Regions from separate parts of the Homo sapiens genome. Here region 2 is linked to region 1. Evidence: read pairs that join two places in POLR2A ChIA-PET (ENCODE). Cell type or tissue: Panc1. All regions are shown on one strand. Links, peaks and the distances in the headings refer to the core of each region. The heading gives the core; the rest is flanking DNA. Region 1 has its middle 12 kb from the start of ID1. Region 2 overlaps LOC107987280 (a long non-coding RNA gene).

The links. ChIA-PET counts read pairs that join two places held together with the same protein. Peaks named below come from ENCODE experiments on the same cell type or tissue, not always from the same donor. Only the 100,000 strongest peaks of a DNase experiment are listed, where the experiment ranks them.
Region 2: POLR2A ChIA-PET joins it to region 1 with 20 read pairs; 1 of 35 experiments calls an interaction of 5 or more read pairs at or near these places.

What each region holds. Positions count from the first base shown.
Region 1 is chr20:31,590,672-31,596,048 of GRCh38, reverse strand. No RefSeq gene overlaps it. Among named protein-coding and RNA genes, the nearest start is that of ID1, 12 kb to the left of the region's middle. RefSeq lists enhancers at 1-320, 321-1,085, 1,086-1,851, 2,618-3,383, 4,545-5,045 and 1 more and a silencer at 89-383. In Panc1, for the core only: no CTCF peak of the experiment used is centred there; a DNase peak (open chromatin) is centred at 2,528; H3K4me3 peaks cover 2,376 bases; H3K27ac peaks cover 4,949 bases.
Region 2 is chr20:30,574,180-30,579,556 of GRCh38, reverse strand. LOC107987280 (a long non-coding RNA gene) reads left to right here. Exons shown (of 2, transcript XR_007067755.1): 1 at 1-241. Among named protein-coding and RNA genes, the nearest start is that of FAM242A, 210 kb to the right of the region's middle. In Panc1, for the core only: no CTCF peak of the experiment used is centred there; a DNase peak (open chromatin) is centred at 260; H3K4me3 peaks cover 1,556 bases; H3K27ac peaks cover 804 bases.

The sequences.
Region 1 (5,377 bases), core at 165-5,164:
CTGCCCACTACCCAACTGGGCCCCTTCCCTTTCTCTCACCAGCCCAGAGGCCTCCCTCCTTAAACTATTAATAGCTCTGTCCTGCCTCAGGGCCCTTGCCCTTGCTGTTACTTGTTCCTAGAACACTGATCAGCCCCAGGTCTTTGCCAGACTCCTCATTCTTCAAGTCTCAGGTCAAATGTCGCCTCCCCAGAGGCCTTCTCAGATCCCCCTAGGCTACTTTCTTTTACATTCTCCTGCTCTTATTCACTGAATTCATTACCATCAGAAATGATCTTTGTTTTCTTGTGTATTTGCCATTCCTTGCCTCCTCCTCCCTGCCCAGGCTATGGGCTCTAAGAGAGCAGGAACCACGGCTCCTTTGGTCACTGCTGTGTCCCAGAGCTGAACTAGGGCCTGGCCCAGAGAAGGTAAGCAACTTGCTCAAGGTCACACAGCGTACTACTTGAAATACAGTAATGTTTAGAGTAGTGTCCTTTGAAGAATAAATTGTTGCCTTATGGTTCAGTGTACTCCTGTGCAAAATGGGTACAAAATATGAACTTAACCTGCAGAGTTATGACACTTCTGCACTTAGCACATGGTAAGCATTCAGAAATGGAAACCACAATAGACCGTTTTGTTTCCATTCTGGGGTGTCATTTTTCCATCCCCCAAACCCGGCAGGAGGCTGTGGGTGGGCACATAAAGGGTGTGGGGCTTCAGGCTCTCTCCCTTTTAATAGGAATGAAACCCCTCAGTTTTCTCATCCACAAAATGGGGACTGTCCCCAGGCCCTCCCTCCTAAGGATTCTGTGCTGTGCCCCTGGGTTGTTTCAGGGAGTGTGGGGGTCCAGGCCTGTGTCCACCTTTCACCTCCCATCCTGTTTTCCAGAGAGGCCCCAGAACAATGGACGGGAGGCTGGAGCCTACCAGTCTGGGCCCCTCCCAAGTCCCCTGCCGATGGAGGGGGGTGGGGTTTTCCTGTGGCTGGACAAAGGGCCATTGCTGCCCAGGGTCTCCAGCAGCCAAAGGCAAGGGCAGAGCCAAGGCTCAGGGAGCTCCCATCTTAGGTTACTCAGCATAGGCCAAACCTGCAGGGTTACACAAACACACTGCTTCGCACACCCACAGAGCAATATACAAATGCACACACCCACACGCCCAACGTGGCATTTATATGTACGACTGACACAACAGACAAACCCAACAGCCACACACCAATAGACACAACCTGCCAAATGCACAACGCACAACAGTACACCATAATATACAACCAACACACTGACCTCCGCGCACACTACCGAAACACCAAATCTGCATAACCAACACACCAAAAAATAGAGACCAAGGAGGAAATGTCTCAAAACACCCCATTATCACTCCTAACAGAACCACATGCAATGAATCCTCTCAACAAACAGGACACACAGACACATGCACCCACACTACAACATTGCAAACACTACACACACTTACATCTATACAGTATTACTCACGCCAAAACACCTGGGACTCCAAGATGCCAACACACATGCCCGCAGCCTTAGAGAAGTCCACTGCCTGCAAAAGGATAAACTGGCTTCCTGCAGGCACCCACTCCCACAGTGCACAGACCCAACCAACACCCACCTGCACCAGGCCAGAGACCTCCCACCACAGCCCTTCTAGAGCACACAGTCCCCTTACTCTCCACACATACACAATTCAGAATCCTGCAGAAAGGCCAGGTGCGGTGGCTCACGCCTGTAATCCCGGCACTTTGGGAGGCCAAGGCAGGCAGATTATATGAGGTCGGAAGTTCGAGACCAGCCTGGCCCACATGGTGAAACTCCCTCTCTACTAAAAATACGAAAATTAGCCAGGCGTGGTGGTGCACGCCTGTAACTCCATCTGCTCGGGAGGCTGAGGCAGGATAATTGCTTGAACCCAGGAGATGGAGGTTGCAGTGAGACGAGATCGTGCCACTGCACTGCAGCCTGGGCAACAGAGCAAGACATCGTCTCAAAAAAAAAAAAAAAATCCTGCATCAGCCCCAAGGACACACAACCACACCCATCCAGGGCTCAGGCCTCTCTCTCCTCTTGCACCCATGAATGCAGGCCTGGGCCCTGCCCAGGGTGGAGGCGTGGGAGCTGACCTGACCCTGGCAGCCTGGGAGGCTCATGCCACCAGTCAGGAGTGCCCTGAGGCCAACTGGCTACACCCTGGGCAAAGCTCAGCAGAGGCCACTGCCCCTAGCTGCAAGGACCTCTGAGGTGAGAGTGGGGAGACTGGGCAAGAGGTCTCTGGGCCTCGGTGGTGTCCCCATATGCCCACTGGGTGATGGACGGAAGGCCCCAGAGGCCCCCTCACAGAAGCAGTGGCCCTCCTCTCTGGCACCCAGCCTGACCCTCCTTTGACTCACCTGCCTCCCATATAACTGGCTTCCCTCACTGCTCCAGGGCCCGGAACCCAGGAACCAGCTGAGGTTGAATGTCTCAGGACCCCGCCCAGCTCCCTGCCCAGCTCCCTGCCCACCTCACAGAGCCTGAGGCAACCACCACCCTCCTGGCTCAACCCAACCCTGAGTACCCAGTCACCAGGGGGCGGCGCCTCCAGCTGCACCCTCACCTCAGGCCGCTTCAGAGCTGTACTCCTCAAATACTATGACTCATGATAATGTACGTTTTCTTCTAAAAAGTATTTTTTTTTTCTGGCTGATGCAAAAGCAACGATGTGCTGTTTAAAAGGAAGCTATAGGCCAGGTGCGGTGACTCATGCCTGTGATCCCAGCATTTTGGGAGGCCAAGGCAGGCTTTGAGTTCAGGAGTTCAAGACCAGCCTGGCCAACATGGTGAAACTCTGTCTCTACTGAAAATACAAAAAAAGGCCGGGTGCAGTGGCTCATGCCTGTAATCCCAGCACTTTGGGAGGCCGAGGCGGGCGGATCACGACGTCAGGAGATCAAGACCATCCTGGCTAGCATGGTGAAACCCCGTCTCTACTAAAAACATATAAAAAATTAGACAGGCGTGGTGGCGGGCGCCTGTAGTCCCAGCTACTCAGGAGGCTGAGACAGGAGAATGGCGTGAACCCAGGAGGCGGAGCTTGCAGTGAGCCAAGATTGCACCACTGCACTCCAGCCTGGGCGACAGAGCAAGACTCCATCTCAAAAAAAAAAAAAAAAATTAGCTAGGCGTGGTGGTTCGCGCCTGTAGTCCCAGCTACTCAGGAGGCTGAGGCAAAATAATCGCTTGAACCAGGAAGGTGGAGGTTACAGTAAACCGAGATCGTGCCACGGCACTCCAGCCTGGGCGACAGAGCAAGACTTGGTCTCAAAAAAAAAGAGTTTATGTGATTTAAGTCTGGGCGCGGTGGCTAATGCCTGTAATACCAACACTTGAAGAGGCTGAGGTGGGAGGATGACTTGAGGCCGGGAATTCAAGACCAGCGTGGGCAACATAGCAAGACCTCTCCATAAATAAATTAATAATAAAAATTAAAAATTAAGGCCCGGCGCGGTGGCTCACGTCTGTAATCCCAGCACTTTGGGAGGCCGTGACGGGTGGATCACGAGGTCAGGAGATCGAGACCATCCTGGCTAACACGGTGAAACCCTCTCTCTACTAAAAATACAAAAAATTAGCCAGGTGTGGTGGCGGGCGCCTGTAGTCCCAGCTACTCAGGAGGCTGAGGCAGGAGAATGGCGTGAACCCAGGAGGTGGAGCTTGCAGTGAGGCAAGATCGCGCCACTGCACTCCAGCCTAGGCGACAGAGTGAGACTCTGTCTCAGAAAAAAAAAAAAAAAATTAAAAAAAAATATCAGCTGGGCCTGGTGGCACATGCCTGTAGTGCTAGCTACTGGGGAGGTTGAGATGGGAAGATTCCTTAAGTCCAGGAGTTGACGCCGCAGTGAACCCCGATCTTGCCATTGCACTCCTGCCTGGGCAACAGAGGGAGACCGTATTAAAAAAAAAAAAAAGAGGGGCTGGGTGAGGTGGCTCACACCTGTAATCCCAGCACTTTGGGAAGCCAAGGCAGGAGGATCACTTGAGGCCAGGAGTTCAAGACCAGCCTGGGCAACACAGCAAGACCCTATCTCTACAAAAAAAAATTTTGTTAAAGCTGGGGCCGGGGCAGTAGCTCACGCCTGTAATCCCAACACTTTGGGAGGCCGAGGAGGGCAGATCACCTGAGGTCTGGAGTTTGAGACCAGCCTGGCCAACATGGTGAAACCGTCTCTGCTAAAAATACAAAAATTAGCCAGGTGTGGTGGAGAGTGCTTGTAATCCCAGCTACTCAGGAGACTGAGGCAGGAGAATTGCTTGAACCCAGGAGGTGGAGGTTGCAGTGAACTGAGATTGCGCCACTGCACTCCAGCGTGGGTGAGATTCTGTTTCAAAAAAAAAAAAGAAGGAAAAGAAAAGAAAAAAACCACACAGGTTCCTGGCAGTCAGCATTCAGTAGGCACTAGTTATTATTACAGTGACTATAATACCTCTAATTGGGTATATCCTCCACCACTGAAATACAGAGCTTTAGAATCATTAAATAATAAATGGTTATTGTACACTTGCTTTGTGCTAGGCAAAGCATGGAAAGAACATGACCTAGGCTCATGCTCTTCAGAGCTACATTTAGTTGAGGGTACCCAAATGGGAATAAACACCACCAGCCATGTGGTGCTTCCTTGCTGCTGTATCCAGATGCTGAGGACACAGAGGTGTGGTGGGTAGGTGAGCTACTGCCATCCCAAGGGCGTACTTTGTAGGAATTAGAGAAAGGAACTCCTTACTTCAAGTAGATGGAGCCTTCCACAAAAGTACTATTTGTAGCAACTTTGTGTTCCTTTCAGCCTGTTCAATGGCCCTGCAAATGTGACCTCTTCCTGGGGAGCTCACAGTCCGCTGGGGAAGACAGACCATAATGAGACAGTCACCCCTCAAGTTCCCAGTGCTGTGATGGGAAAGCACGCGAGGTTATGGGAAGCTGCCAGTCAGCTAAGGTAGACTGGGGAGGCCTTCCTGAAGGAGGAGGTGATAGTCCAGCTGAGACAGACAAAGTGAGGAAGGGTTAGGCCGATGCTCCTGAGCCCCAGCATTTGCATATCTGGGATGTCAGCAGGAGGCAACTGCTGTGTCACCCTGCAAAAAACATTAAAGTCTGGCTTGGCACGTGGCTCACACCAATAATTCCAGCACTTTGGGAGGCCAAGGTGGAAGGATGACTTGAACGCAGGATTTTGAGACCAGACTGGGTAATACAGTGAGATCTCATCTCCAGAAAATATTTTAAAGGGCTGGGCGTGGTGGCTCATACCTGTAATCCCAGCACTTTGGGAGGCCAAGGCAGGTGGATCACCTGAGGTCAGGAGTTCAAGACCAGCCTGGCCTACATGGTGAAACCCAGTCTCTAC
Region 2 (5,377 bases), core at 98-5,097, 1.0 Mb after region 1:
CAGGTACTTAAAGGAAATTGGGCTGATTTGTACTGGACACCGAATTTGAGGAATACAGGATCTCAACCTTTCTTTGACTGGATTACTTTTTTATTCCATTTTGGTGTGGACGCGTCTGAAACTGATAGTGCTGCTGCTACCTACCATAATGTGTTTGTTGCAAGATCCACAAGAACGTGGATGCCAAGAATCCACAAAAAAAAAACAGATGCAACCGTTGATGAGGCCATAAGCAGAAACAGTAAGTGGTTCCCACGTTTCCTCTGCTTTAACTACTGATGATGAAATGCAAGTCATAAGGCAAATAGAAGGGCTGTACTGATACAGACAAAATGTTATTATTATGGGAAGGGATAACTCCCTTGTAAAACCTTGAAATGTTTTTCTTCTTTGAGAAAAATCTATCACCTATTTTCACCCTGCTCTTGATATAGCAAATATTGTAAGTTGTCTTATGGAGGATGACTCAGGGAAGACGGTGAATGGGTTCACTCAATCCAGAAAAGGAAGAGGAAAATAAAAAGACATAACGACCAATCTGTGAAAACGCTCAGTGGCTTAAAAGACACTATTAAGAGATGAAACTATTTGATTCTTTATTTAACTCCTTTCCAAGGAAATGTTTTTGAAAATCCATACGGTTTACATATTAAAGAGGATCAATCTGATAATAGGTGATTTTTTTGAAAAAATGAAAATTTAAAAATAAAAGGGACAGAATAATATTTTGTATACTTCCACTTCTAGTAATAATAAAATGAGTGATTTGGAACAAACATGTAGCAGAGGAAAGGTGAGCAAACTTTTTAAATGTCAAAAGACATCAAAAGACAAGATAATGGAGAAATGGTGGGCCAAAATTCAGAAACAGTTGGGAGAGTCATGCATTTGGGGCTACTTTTCTCCTGGGGATGATGGTCTAGTCTAGGATCTGAAAAGCCTAGAATCTCTGCAGCACTTTTGACACCTATATGAAGCTGGGGGAAAGAAAGATTCTAGCAAAAATTAAAATGCACATCTTTTCAGGCGCACATAAGATTTGTACAAATGAGTAAAATGATATGGGATTTCAAAATACTGAAATACTATGTTTTCGAATACAGTGAAATTTGGCTAGAAATCAATAAAAATACAACTAAATGATTCATGTGTGCATTTAATAAATATTGTCTCATCTCCAAACCCACCATTCTTCACTCTGCTTTATGGGGCTGGAATGGGGGAGTCTGCAGCCAATCTTTCCCGACCTCTACACCCCCAATCTGGTTCTGTGTTCGGCAACTATTAGCAGAAGAGTATAGGGGTGGTGGGGGCAGGGAGATATACTGTATCCTGTGCCTGCCAGCCAGCAGTACTTTTTCTTGTAGCAACTGCCTAATTTTCAGTTTTTCTAACACTTGAATACCTATTTCATCATGGCTCTTTATAAACATTATTAAACAGCTTCCCAAAGACTGATCCTTAGATGTCTAAGTGCTAAAATTGCAGGGCCCTGTTTCTGAGCTCAGAGACAGCAGAGCCAGCTGAACACTGGCCTCTCCTTAGAGGTCTGAGTTTCAGGTGAGCATGACCTTCCTCCAAGCTTCTAAGTTTTAGTAATTCCTGTCTCTTCACTTTGTTTCCTCAGACCTCAGGTGGTTGCTGCTTGCTGCAGTTGCTACTTCCTGCAGTTGCTACTTCCATCATATATTAGAGTTTTTTTGTTTTTTTTTTTGACATAGTCTCGCTCAGTTCCCCGGGCTGAAGTGCAGTAGTGCCATCTCGGCTCACTGGAACCCCTGCGTCTCGGCTCCAAGCAATTCTCCTGCCTCAGCCTCCCAAGTAGCTGGGATTACAGGCATGCACCACCACTCCCAGCTAATTTTTGTGTTATCAGTAGAGATGGGGTTTCACCATGTTTGCCAGGCTGGTCTCAAGACCTCCTGACCTCGTGATCCACCCGCCTCAGCCTCCCAAAGTGCTGGGATTACAGGCGTGAGCCACAGCATCTGGCCCAGAGTTCTTTTTCTGCTCTTTCAGAAATCTAGCTACCAACTCTACAATATGCTAATTTTTCTTTTCAAATAATTGGTAAGGTTTCTATCTTCTAGGTGGACCCTAAATTATAAACTTGTTTGGAAATTAAACCACTTTTAAGTAATCCATAGATAAAAGAGTATGGCATTGAAATCTGGTGTCATCAGTGAATTCCACCAAATATTTAAAGAAGAAACCATGTTCATCTCAAAATTATTCCTCAGAATAACAAAATAGGAAACACTTTCCAACTAACTTTATGAGGCCACTATAATAACACTGACAAAATTTGTGAGAGGCTTCATTACAATAGAAAATGACAGGTCTGGCCGGGCACGGTGGCTCATGCCTGTAATCCCAGCACTTTGGGGGGCTAAGGCGAGCAGATCATGAGATCAGGAGATCATGAGATCAGGAGATCCAGACCATTCTGGCAAACACCAACACAGTGAAACCCCGTTTCTACTAAAAATACAAAAAAAAAAAAAAAAAAAAAAAGCCAGGTATGGAGGCACGCGCCTGTATTCCCAGCTACTTGGGAGGCTGAGGCAAGAGAATCACTTGAACCTGGGAGGTGGAGATTGCAGTGAGCTGAGATCGTGCCACTGCACTCCAGCCTGGGTGACAGAGTGAGACTCCATCTCAAGAAAAAAAAAAAAAAAAAGAAAAGAAAAAAGAAAGAAAAAGAAAATGACAGGTCTATCTCATCATAAATATACTTTCAAAAATCCTAAACAAAATGTTGCCAATCATATATAAAAGGGTAACACATCATGACCTAGGTATCAGAAACAGAAAAAAAAAAGTTTGATTAATCACCCATTTGTCATAAGAAAATTTAGGCAACTAAGCAATAGTAAAGATCTACAAAAATGGCAACAAATACCAAAAGGAATAGTGAAATATTGAAAACATTTCCTCTACGATGGGGAACAAAATAATGATGTCCACTCCAACCATTTCTACTAAATACCACATTTGCTCCTTTATCCTGCAATCTTGCCAACTAATCTAATTAATTTTAATATTTTATGTGTAGATCTTTTGAATTTTATATGCATGCTCATGTTGACTTCAGATCTGCAACAAATGTGGCACTGCAGCACCATGGGAACAGGGCAAATATTCAACACATGTTGCTGTTAAATTGAATATTGTGAAATAAAACTGAAATTGACCTATACCTCCCACTACATGCAACAATCTAAGGCTGGTGGATTGTAGAGCACAATTTGAAAAGCATTTCTTATGACACTTAAATCTACTCAGTGTATAAACCCATAAGAAATGTGTACCAAAATACACATATAAGAATGTTCATAGCAGGATCATTCATCACAATGACATACTGAGAATACTTCAGATGTCTATCGATGATAGTATGGATAAATATTTTTTGTTATTTACACAAGGTAAGAGCAAGGACATTGAACAAACTTTAGCTGTACATGCAATACCATGATGACTCCCATAAATATGTTGAGCAAAATAACTAGACAAACCCAGTAGATGCAGCGTGATTCCACTTGTTCATTAGACATGCAAAATTCATCAGTAGGATGATTTTGGACAATTAAATAGTAAAAATATAAAGAAAAGCAAGGGAACCTTAAAACTTAGGGTAGCGGTTTCTTTTCCTGGGGAAGAAAGCATCATGATGCTGTGAGAGTGGGGTGTTTGCAATTCTACCATGCTCCATTTTTGGTTGTGAGTGGTGATTATACAGCTGTTCATTTTATGTTCATACTTTCACATGTATATTTATGATTTGGACACTTTTCTGAATGTAAGTGATATTTCAATCTGTAAAAATCAATGATATATGACCAACAAACTATGGTACATCAATACAATAGAGTATTATTCAGCCATAAAAAGAAATGAGATATGAAGTTATGAAAACACATAGAATAACCTTAAATTCATATTGTTAATGGAAAGAAGCCAGTCTGTCAAAGCTACATACTGTAATTCAACTATATGATAATCTGGAAAAGGCAAAACTAAAGGTCAGTAAAGTGATCAGTGGTTGTTAGAGGTTCAGAGAGATTAATTGGTAGAGTACAGGGTATTTTTAAGCAGTGACACTATTCTGTATGATATGGTATGGTGGATATAGGATGTTATGCTTTGTCAAAACCCATGGAATGTACAACACAAAGAGTAAGCCCTAATGTCAACCACAGACTTTAGTTAATAATAATGTGTCGATATTGGTTCATTAGTTGTAACAAATATGCCACACACATGCAAGATGCAAACAATAGGAGAAACTGGGCAGGGGAAAGGAGAGCATATGGGAAATATTAATACTTTTTCTGCAATTTTTCTGTAACCCTAAAACTGCTCTTAAAATAAAGTATTTTTTAAAAAATCAATGATATGTTTCAAAGGAAACTGAATATATGGCATAGAACTTTTTTCAGAACTTAGAGGGAAGGACTAAAAATAATGAGAAACTCTATAATGGATATGAACATATTGATCAGGTGTATCTTATAAGCTAATGAGAAAAAATGAAGATTAGAGAAGGAAGCAGATTGTAATAAATAAATCATTAAGAGAGAATAAACAATTTATCCAAATGGGCAAAATCACATATTGGAAGGAGGAGAAGAAGATGGAGGAGAAGTGGGTGGAAGGCCAGGGTGTGTAGGAGGAGAAGTAGGAGAGGAAGAGTAAGAGAAAAAGGAGGAAGAGACTCCTAGAGATGCACTTGTAGACATTGAAAATTTTTTTTAATGGCAAGGCTGAAGACTAAAGAATTGAGTCAATTTCAAAGGAATGAAAAAATAAGCTTTTCATTTTAATTATTGTCTGCAACATTAAAAGTAGTAATAAAATATAAAAATAATCTCTGGGGTTTTGAAATGAAAAGATTGATCCTTCTATGGTCAGAGAATGTTTTGTTCATGTGCACTATTCTTGGCATACAAGATTCAGTTGTGAATCACTTCTAAATTCTTTCTGGAAAATATTCTTCAAGACATATTACAGACCTTTGGCAACAACACAGATAAAGCTTCCACAGACCGTCTTCCTAGTTTATTTACATAGAAATACTGAATAAAATGTGAACATAAAACTATCATTTATTTGAATAGGGGAATGTTTGACGGCATACATATTAAAAATAGAAAGAAAAAAACAAACAGATATTATTTATTTGTTCCATTATATCCCCCACTACCCACTCTCATTTTCTCCCCTGTAGCATCAGTAGCCAGGTCGATCTGTTTAATGTGTGCCTGTTGCTGGTATGTCTTTTTGGCAAATGTATGGAATTTCGGATGCATATATATATATCTTGTGTTATAAAACTCTGTTAAAATTTTTCACTCAAAACTAGGTTTTTCTCAAT